Linked DNA regions of Homo sapiens: regions 1 and 2 are each linked to region 3. The links are chromatin contacts, found by Hi-C or POLR2A ChIA-PET in ENCODE. All regions are on one chromosome and are shown on one strand. The core of a region is the stretch at or near the end of the contact, and the rest is flanking DNA. Distances in the headings are between cores, read along the strand shown.

The links. Hi-C counts contacts between places; a loop is a spot of excess contacts on that map. ChIA-PET counts read pairs that join two places held with the same protein, here RNA polymerase II (POLR2A). Pooled maps may share reads with other maps.
Region 1: a map with no recorded cell type shows a loop between it and region 3 (9-fold over the local background). The contact joins the promoter of EPN2-AS1 here to the promoter of SNHG29 in region 3. A Hi-C loop is called at or near these places in 1 of 37 single-sample maps with no recorded cell type. POLR2A ChIA-PET finds 5 or more read pairs at or near these places in 1 of 52 experiments (OCI-LY7).
Region 2: a pooled map shows a loop between it and region 3 (10-fold over the local background). The contact joins the promoter of MAPK7 here to the promoter of SNHG29 in region 3. A Hi-C loop is called at or near these places in 4 of 50 pooled maps. POLR2A ChIA-PET finds 5 or more read pairs at or near these places in 3 of 52 experiments (HEK293T, Panc1 and activated CD8-positive, alpha-beta memory T cell).

The regions. Positions count from the first base shown.
Region 1 is chr17:19,304,378-19,307,549 of GRCh38, reverse strand. It overlaps EPN2-AS1 (EPN2 antisense RNA 1), which reads left to right and starts at 1,289. Exons shown (of 3, transcript NR_048576.1): 1 at 1,289-1,611. The region is part of intron 4 of EPN2 (epsin 2); the gene reads right to left. RefSeq lists enhancers at 1,197-1,326, 3,155-3,172.
Region 2 is chr17:19,376,955-19,380,255 of GRCh38, reverse strand. It overlaps MAPK7 (mitogen-activated protein kinase 7), which reads right to left and starts at 1,758. Exons shown (of 7, transcript NM_002749.4): 1 at 1,626-1,758; 2 at 1,124-1,360; 3 at 309-474. The coding sequence starts at 1,355. It also overlaps a transcript of B9D1 not described here. RefSeq lists silencers at 1,533-1,792, 1,863-1,922, 2,633-2,682 and an enhancer at 2,133-2,362.
Region 3 is chr17:16,437,565-16,440,591 of GRCh38, reverse strand. It overlaps SNHG29 (small nucleolar RNA host gene 29), which reads right to left and starts at 1,605. Exons shown (of 4, transcript NR_045025.1): 1 at 1,532-1,605; 2 at 339-407. It overlaps SNORD49B (small nucleolar RNA, C/D box 49B), which reads right to left and starts at 1,083; the gene lies at 1,036-1,083. It overlaps SNORD49A (small nucleolar RNA, C/D box 49A), which reads right to left and starts at 556; the gene lies at 486-556. RefSeq lists enhancers at 400-1,301, 1,607-1,936, 1,997-2,186, 1,302-2,201, 2,202-3,027.

The DNA.
Region 1 (3,172 bases), core at 40-2,539, 2.9 Mb before region 3:
ACGAGGTCAGGAGATTGAGACCATCCTAGCTAACATGATGAAACCTCATCTCTACTAAAAATACAAAATAAATTAGCCGGGCATGGTGGTGGGCACCCATAATCCCAGCTACTCAGGAGGCTGAGGTAGGAAAATGGCATGAACCCAAGAGGCAGAGCTTGCAGTGAGCTGAGATCGCGCCACTGCACTCCAGCCTGGGTGACAGAGCGAGACTCCATCTCCAAAAAAAAAAGAAAGTTGCAGCTATAAAAACATAAATGTATTTTTCTAAATAAAATCAAGTCAAATCCCATCCTAGTGTTATCACTCAATTATATTTCCCAAAGTATCTCTTCAGAAATAAAGCTAGAGGGTAAAGAAAAGTCCTCAATCCACCTTAACAACTTGATTTCTTAATAATACACCAAAACAAAAAGTATATTTTTTTGTTCGTTTTGTTCCTAAACTTCACCTATGCCAATCAGAACTCTCAAGTTTGGGCTTTCCTATGTTCAAAAAGATGTCACCATCCACATGGAAGAGAATAAAGGAAGCCAGACAGTTCCTGGGGACTCTTCTCAAGTGAACAGGGCACTCACACCCAAATCATTAACCACTCCAGCCACCTGTTCCCAGCCTCTTTCCTGATAAGGAATCTCTGAGGCTTGGTTCACAAAACCCTTGCTATAAAGCAAATATTGCACTTACGACATCCTTCATTTACTACCAAATGGAAACCACAAATGAATCAAGTAGAAGGCTCATATCCCACCCCACCCCAAAAAAAGTGCTCTGGAAAACAAGCCCCATCCTGGCAGGGAAGCTGGTACTGAGTTGCACAGCTACAGTGCCTGATACAGCCAGGTTGGAGGGGGAGAGTGGGCACGGGGCTCTGAACTGGACCTGCTGGAGAAGTGAGGCCTCCTTTGTCCTCTGAGCTTTCTAGCACATCTGCAAGGCCAGAATAGCTTCAAATGCAAATGTACATGTTTACGTCTACCATAACTGACACTGTTAGAATAACGCACAGCTGGCACATACTGGCTCACCACATCATAGCTCGTCACATCAATGTAGAAATTAAAGACAATGGGTATTCCCCTGAATGTTGTGGTTTTCATAAACGGATGTACAGCTTTCAGTTCTGCAGATGGCAGAATTCTTGGCCACCAACCATTGAACATCAGCTGAGCTACACACAACGGGACTGAGCTTCGAGGGAGGATTCCAGCAGAGATATTCTTGCCTTGGTGACAGCAACTCAGCTCCACAAAGGGCCTCTTGTGCCCATGCACATGACAGTGAACACAGACGTCGTTGTGAGACAGGCCTGAATGGGCCCTTCTGACCACCTGAGCCTGGCCTTGGCTCTGCTCTGAGGATCTGAAGGTTCAGAGCTCACAGGGACCAAGGGAAAAAGCAAGTGCTGGGGGATGTGCCACTCTCTCATTGTTGCAGGTTGCTTTCCCAGACACTCACTGGAAGGAAGAACGGGAATTGTTAGTTTAAGCTCATCACTAAAGTCGCATCAAATGCACGGACCTTCTCCCAGGAAGGCGGCCTTTTGCATTATGAACCCCACTGGAAGAGCTCCAAGTCTTCACTTGCTGTGGTCAAGAACTGTAACCACAGGTAGGCCTTATTTCTATCCTTTCCAGTCTGTCACACCAGCTGAGAAAAAGCCTAAGGGGGAGAGGCTGAGTAGGAAGGCTAGAAAAGCCCAACATTTCCCTCAAAATACAATCTAAAAAGAAGACCAAGAAAACTCTCCCAACTCAGGCAGACAAGGGTCTCTCCCACTCGAGTCCACCCTGTCTGCTCCAGGGACTGCCCGGCAGAGCCTGGGTGCCTGTACTCTGTGCTGGGGGAGAGACACCCTTTCCCAAATGCGCTCCTAAAACAAAGGGTGAAAGATTTTTTAATAAAGATGCTTCAGTGGGCCACTTTCAGGTAACTGTGAAAGAAGGCAATCGAGTTGGTAGAAAAACAGGAAATTGATTCTTATCAGCTACATTTTGCAATTTTCCTAGAAAGTATGGAAGCAGCATCTGCCAGTCACATAGTGCTGATTAAAAAGCCTCCTCTAATCTGCATGGATAGGTCAAACAGAAAGAAAGTGGCAAGTACAAAAAACACAAATGTAGGCTAGGCATGGTGGCTCATGCTTGTAATGATGTCACAGCACTTTGGGAGACCGAAGGGGGTGGATCACTTGAGGCCAGGAGTTCGAGATCAGCCTGGCCAACGAGGGCAAAACCCTGTCTCTACTAAACATACAAAATTTAGCTGGGTGTGGTGGCACGTGCCTGTAGTCCCAGCTACCCAGGAGGCTGAGGCATGAAAATCACTTGAACTAAGCAGGTGGAGGTTGCAGCGAGCCAAGATCATACCACTGCACTCCAGCCTGGGCAACAGAGCAAGACTGTCTCAAAAAAAAAAAAAAAAAAAAAAAACCAAAGTATATTTTTACATTTTACAGCACATGGGACAGGATTCTACCATCAAATGGCTCTGTGCAGTGGGCAGCATGACTGCACTGGTACGTGAGCGTCACAGACCCTGTGGAGAAGGCAGGGTGAGGTCCTGGTTTTCCTATGTCCCTGGGCCTGGTGTGGCAATGCTGGGTACACAGGCATGTCTGACAACTCAGAAAAAATGAAAGGTTGCCAGGCCTTGGGGGCGTGAGAAGACCCCATGTGGGCCCAAGCACTGCTACCACCTCTCACACCCTGTGCATGTCAGCCAAGGGAAGACCAGATAGTGGAAAGAGCACTGGACGGACAAATCTTGTCCCCACCGCTGACAAGCAGTGGGAGTCCATGTGATAGCCTGACCTCTTTGAGCTTCTGCTCCCACATCAGTGAAATGAAGACAGTGGGGCCTGTGGGAGGAGGTAAACAACTGACCTACCAAGGGGTCAGGAGTGCTGGGATGCAGTTGGCTCTTCCCTGTGGATTCCAGCCCTGTCCTGAGCTGGTGCTCTTTCCTCCATCCATGGGGACCAGACCACCTGAGGGCTAAGCTCCTTCAGACACCCCACCCTCCACGTCACACACAGAAAGCGTGGCCCTTCCCAGGCCTCCGAGGAACAGGCCTGGGGTTGCTTTCTGCTGGGCTGACCTACTTCGAGGGAGGGGCTAGGGAGCCAGCACTGAGCACAGGGTCAGCGTCCACTGTCCAGTGGCCAGTTCTC
Region 2 (3,301 bases), core at 509-3,008, 2.9 Mb before region 3:
TGTAGGAAAGTGTTCTGTGATTGATTAGTGAAGTCTGCTATGGGAATAGGAGGGTGTGGTCATAGTAGGAATGTCCTACATTTGACATCCTATATACTAAGATTCTATAAAACTGTAAAATCATCTGTACACTTCTTGAGGAATAACAGTTGTCCCTGGCAAAACTCTAAAGAACTGGTCCTAGAACTGCGGGAATTTTCCCAGCCTGCTTCAGATTAGATTCAGCTGCCTTTCCAGAACTTCGGCAACATGGTTGCAGCCTTCAGAAAAGTCCCAAGTCTGGCTCCCTCTCCCATCCCGCTTCTTACACAGATTTGAATTCGCCATAGGGCACGGTGGGCCTCAGGATGTCCTTGATGGCGATGATGTTGTCGTGTTTAAAGTGCTTGAGGATCTTCAGCTCCCTGAGGGTCCGCTTGGCATTGGTCACCACATCGAAAGCATTAGGGATCTTCTTGATGGCCACCTGCTGGCCTGAGGAGCAGGGAAAAGGGACATACCAGAGGATACCTTGGAGAAACTGCAGAGTCGACTCAGCCCCTATCAACACCTCCCTTCTAGGATGCAAATGACAACAGCTACCAAGTATTGGGTACCTACTATGTGCCAAGCCCTGTGCTAAGCATGTTACCTACATTATTAAATGTTACCTTCACAACTCCCCTGCGGGGCAGGTCCCAATAGGTCAACGTTAAAGAGAAGGAAATATGGCTTAGTAACTTGTTGGAGGTTGCACGGATGCCCAGTGGTGTAGCTCAGCCTCTTATGCCTACACCCTCTCCATCTCAGACCTCACCCATCCCACCACCAGTTCCTTATGCCAGTGTCTGGCTCCAGAACACATTTCTCTCTTAGACACGAAGGACTGGCTCTCCATTCTGGTCTAACTGGGACTATCATTTTCCTAAGGAGGAAGTAGGCAGGCAGGATGGCAAAACCACCAGGCCGGAGTTTCAGAGAACCGAGCCTCCCCGGAGCCTGGCAGGCAGAAGGCCCTGGTCAGTGTGTGTTGACTGGAGCCAGAACTCGCACCCCGCTTTCCTTCCCGGCTGTCTGGGACAGGCCGGTTTCCCACTCCCTGCGACGCTGCCACATCTGGGAGGCGACGGCTCAGGAAGCTCACCGGTGAGGCGGCGGCGGGCGGAGGACACCACTCCATAGGCCCCGTTGCCTATGGTCTCGATGATCTCGTACTCGTCGCCCACGTCAAAGGTCACATCGAAGGAGCGGGCTTTAAGCAGGGCCAGGTTCTTGGCCGCTACAGAGGCAGCGGTGTGGGCGGGTTCGGCCTTCACGGGCCCGGGGGGCTCCGCAGAGCCGTCCTCGCCGTCTTCCTCCTTCAGAGGCTCGGCCATGGTGTCTGTGTGGAGACTCGGGTGAGGAGAGGACCACCTACCGTGGGCCTCAGTGTCCCCTCTGCGGGCTGGGGAGCAGGACCAGGGAACTTCCCAGTTTCCTAAACCGACAAGGGCAGAAGCGCGCGGCTGGTTCGTGGCAGACTAGCTACCCCAGGGGTCCGGGCCCAGAGCCGGGGGCCCGCCAGGGTCGGGGGAGGGGTAGGCGAGGCGCGGGCCAGGAAGAAAGGGAGGGGCGGGGCACCTGGGTTTCCTCAGGGCCGCACTCACCCCCGCGCCTCCTCAAGGCTTTCAGAGGTCCCGAGGCTCGCCGGCCTCCCGTCCCCAGCGCGGGGGTCTCCGAGGGTGGCTCACTTACTTGTTCAAAGGCCGCAGCCACCACCTCAGCGTCTTGAGCTGCCCTGTCCGTCCCCCTCCGCCCCGCCTCCCAAGGCCACGCTCCCTCCAGCTCCTGGCCAATCGCTGAGCTACTGCTGCGGAGGGTCCTGCCCCTTCTACCTACTGCGTCCAATCCTAGCCCACCGGCCGAGAAAGCCACGCCTGGCGCGCGCCGCTGTCCAGCTCGCCGGCGGGAGCCGCCCAAAGGGTGCCCGGCACTTCGCAGGGGTGTGCTCCCCGCCCTGCACCGCCTTCAAACGCATGCGCACTGGCAGTCGGGCGCCAAGTGAATGGAAGGCAACGCCCCTGCACGTAGCGCGCGCGTCCCCATGAAGCTCTCAACCTCATCCGGCCAATCACAGCTAGTCCCGTGAGCTCGGGGAACTGCCCGGCCTGAGATGCCCAGGTCTGGGACTGTTACCTTGGCTACTGGCTCCCGAAGTCCCCTTCCGCCCAGGGAATTGTGTCCGCCATTTGCTTGGTCCCAGGAGCTCTGGGAATGTGTCATCCCCGGTAGAGGGTGCCCGTCACGGCCAACCACAGAGATCCCGGTCCTCCGGGATTCTAGAGCGTCCGGCCGAACCCTCCACTGACTTCCGGTGGCTGAGCCTCTCCGCAGCTTCCGGCCAAGTTGGACTGCAGCTCGCGGTTTCCTGGCTTCTAGGTATCTTCCCTCCGCTCGTTTGTCTGTCCCGCGATTCCCGTGCTTTGGGCTGCAGCGGAGTTAACCGAGGCGGCCGCCCAACCTCTGCTCCTCTGCGGAGCCCGCGGGTGGGCGGAGCCCTCGCTGGAACCGAGCTGTCCCGACCCACCCCAAAATCCGATAGTTTATTCGTTCATTCATGTAGCAAATGTTTATGGAGCACCGCCCCTCTAAGGCTCAGTGCCGGGAGGCGAAGGTGGACATGGTGGATACTGTGAGCTGGAAGGAAAGGTTTTCTAAAGGGAGCTCGAGGTAGGGCCGAAAAGAAGTGAAGAATTTTGGTTTCACTCCTAGGCGGCTTCTAGAAAAAAGCAATATGTATGCATATTCGTACCTACCTCCCCTTTGGTGTACAAAAATGTAGCATATTATGCTCTTTTCCTGAAGATCATTCCATATCAATAACTGGAGGGGTCCCTCACTTTTAAACAACTTTTAATAACATACCATAAAACTCATCCTTTTATAGTGTACAATTCAGTGTTTTTTGGTATATTCACAGTTGAGCAGCCATCATCACTACCTAATTTTAGGTAGAGTGGTTTATGGAACATTTTCATCGCCCCTAAAAGAAACCTATGTGAACCAAGTATCTGAGACAAGTCTCAAGTCAATTTAGAAAGTTTATTTTGCCAATGTTAAGGACATGGTGGTGACAGCCTCAGGAGGTCCTACAACATGTGCCCAAGATGGTCGGGGCATAGTCAGCCTTTATACATTTCAGGAAGACATAATACATAAGTCAATACATGCAAGATTGACATTGATTTGATGTGCTTATTGGCCATTTGTCTCCTTTGGGGAAATGTCTGTTCAATGTCTATTCTGGAAGGGCGGGACAACTCAAAGGGGAGGGGCTTCCAAG
Region 3 (3,027 bases), core at 356-2,855:
GGCCACTGTGCCCAGCCTCAGGGGAGTTGTAATCTCCATTTCAGTCATATCAATTTAAACTTCACAAAGCTAAGATTACTTTTCCTTTTCACATCTGAGGAAAACTACATCTCAGCAGACAGGTAATTTGCCCGAGACTAAACAGCCAAGAGGTAAATAGAGTAGCCCCTCTTTCTAGGTAATCCACCCTGGCTCCACTGCCACCGGAAACTAAAATCAGTATCTCTGGGATAGGCTACACTGTTACAAGGTATTAGGTTAACCAAATCCAATTGCCAATATTCGACCTGACAGCTAGGCGTGGTCAGCCACTAGCCTCCCCATAGAGCAAGGCTTACCTCATGGCAGGCTCCTGGCTCCAATACTCAGCTGCCAAACATGATGCTGATTCTTCACGAATTTGCAACCTAGGTGAATATAGCAATTAGGTCACCGTTCAAACAAGTTTACTCCTGGGAACCAGCAAGTGGTGAAGACTTGACTGCAATCAGACAGGAGTAGTCTTCGTCAGTTATCGCTTCTGACGGCACTTCCTATTAGTGATTTCATCAGAGCAGTCAAGCACCTCACAACCCTCCAGTACTGTTCCAACCGCAGATCTAGACCCTACCTGAAACTTAAGCTAACCCTGCTACTGGAGACATTTCTTAACGAAGGAGTTTGTTTCTGCATTATCAGTTTGCTTTAAATGCAGTTCTAGGTTAGGACTGTGGCTGAAGCAGCCATCTCCAGTTTCTATTTAAGTTCCACCCTATGCAATGACATGATAACGTTACCCTAAAGTGTATAAAACACCTAAACGTAGAAAACTGTCAAAACGCCAATTTCCGTGCATTCAAGTGACAAAACTACGTTCCATGTTAAACCCTACACCAGAGAGCCTCTCACCTCGTGGCTACCCCGTCTTCAGCACTCTGCAGTGGGTACGCAATCTTAAAGAGGGAGTAAGGACAGGAATTCAGGGCAGGGCTCTGGCAGTTACGGTCAACTAAGTTGTAGAGGTTTCAGCGACTGCGGTCAGATAGACATTAGACGTCGTCAGTTATCGCTTCTGACGGCACTTCCTATTACAAGTATCATCAGGACAGTCGAATAAGTCTTCCAGTAATACTGTTACAATCTTACCGACGTACACCGCCCTCGGGGTACCCCAAACTGCAAGCCGACCCCAACTTACCCAGTTCTCTCGGGTTTGCACACCCCCACTGTGGGCCGGGGAACCGGGTCCCGGCCTTCGCAGACTCCAGGCTCTGGCAGATGTGGCCCTACCACAAAAGAGTGATCCATGAGCCTCAGCCACGGCAGCCGGATTCGGCCCCGCGCTGCCCTGCCAGGCTGTCCAATACCGGGCCGCAGCGCCCGCCGCGAAAGCCACGCGGGCGCAGGAGCCGGGGAGCCACGCCATCTCAACAGCTGCCCTCCGCCCTCTAGACAGGCTTCCCGGGAACATCTCCCCAGAGACCACAGAAGCTCGAGCTCTTTATTTGCTCTTGCCCCCCAGCTACTACTCCCAGATTCCTAGAGAGCCTACCTCCATAACAACGGGAATGAAAAGGTCACACCTTATGTGCGCCAGGCCCTTAAGGAGTCGGAATATCCCAATCCTCACAAAAGGAGGGGGACGCTGGCAAAGACTCATGGGAACTTTCCGCCAAGTAACGATTTAGACCGGCGCGCTACCCAGGACTCCCCCTCCTGTTGAGTCTATGGTCTCTTCCACAGCCCCGGGAATTCTGGGTCACAACACGCGCGGGGAGTTCCAGGGCGCCTGCGCGAGGGCTGGATCGCGCGTTTGGGCCCCACCTCCGCCACTCCTTAGCTGGGTGGTCTTGGGCCAATTACTCATTCTCTTTAAGCTTCCGATTGGTCCTCTAGTAAACGGAGACACCAGCGCCCCAGAAGATCACGTGAGATGACACACGTGAAAGCCTGTAGAGCTGTGGCACAAGGCAGCCATTCATCCTAGTAGCTCCTCCTGAATCTATTGAGCGTTGCCAAATACTCTCCCCACAGCTATTTCACCACATCCACGGGGCTTCTCAAACCCCTGCGCACTGGTCACCCTCATTACTCCTTTAGCACGACCTTTAGGGAACGAGCTGACGTCTTATCTAGATCCACGTCCATCCTCTGCTCGCCTCTGGGGTAAAGCTCTGCCCACCTCCTTTCCTCTCCTCATTCCTTGGGGCCTCCTCCACCTATGCCCCTGCCTCACCTTCCATGGAAAACTCTCTCTACTGTGGCTTTCCTTTCAGCCTATGAACATGCTCAGCTCTCTCCTTGAAAAAGAATCCATGCAACCACGTTTTGCACACACACGTTATACCAAGGGAAAGAAATTCATTTTGACTGCAAAAAACTGGGAAGACAATCATAAGACCTTTTGAGCTGGCCTCAGAAATAAGTGTAGGGTTTTTGTTGTTGTTGTTGTTGTTGCTCGTTTTTGTGTTTTTTTGAGACGGAATTTCGCTCCTGTTGCCCAGGCTGGACTGCAATGGCGCGATCTCCGCTCACCGCAACCTCTGCCTCCCGGGTTCAAGCGATTCTTCTGCCTCAGCCTCCCGAGTAGCTGGGATTACAGGCATGCGCCACCACGCCCGGCTAATTTTGTATTTTTAGTAGAGACGGGGTTTCTCCATGTTGGTCAGGCTGGTTTCGAACTCCTGAACTCAGGTGATCCGCCCGCCTGGGCCTCCCAGAGTGCTGGGATTACAGGCGCCCGGCAAGTGTAGGGTTTTATTTTATTATTATACTTTAAGTTCTAGGGTACATGTGCACAACGTGCAGGTTTGTTACATATGTATACATGTGCCATGTTGGTATGCTGCACCCATTAACTCATCATTTACATTAGGTATATCTCCTAATGCTATCCCTCCCCCCACCCCCAAGTGTAGGGTTTTAATGGAGGAGGGGGGCTTCCAGCAAGAGCCAGGTCAAGGGATCAAGCACGAGGTCTCTCGGCCTGCATGAATTTGGGGAGAGTGCTAAGGAGGGAGGGGCAACAGAGGTGGAGGGGAGGAGGTG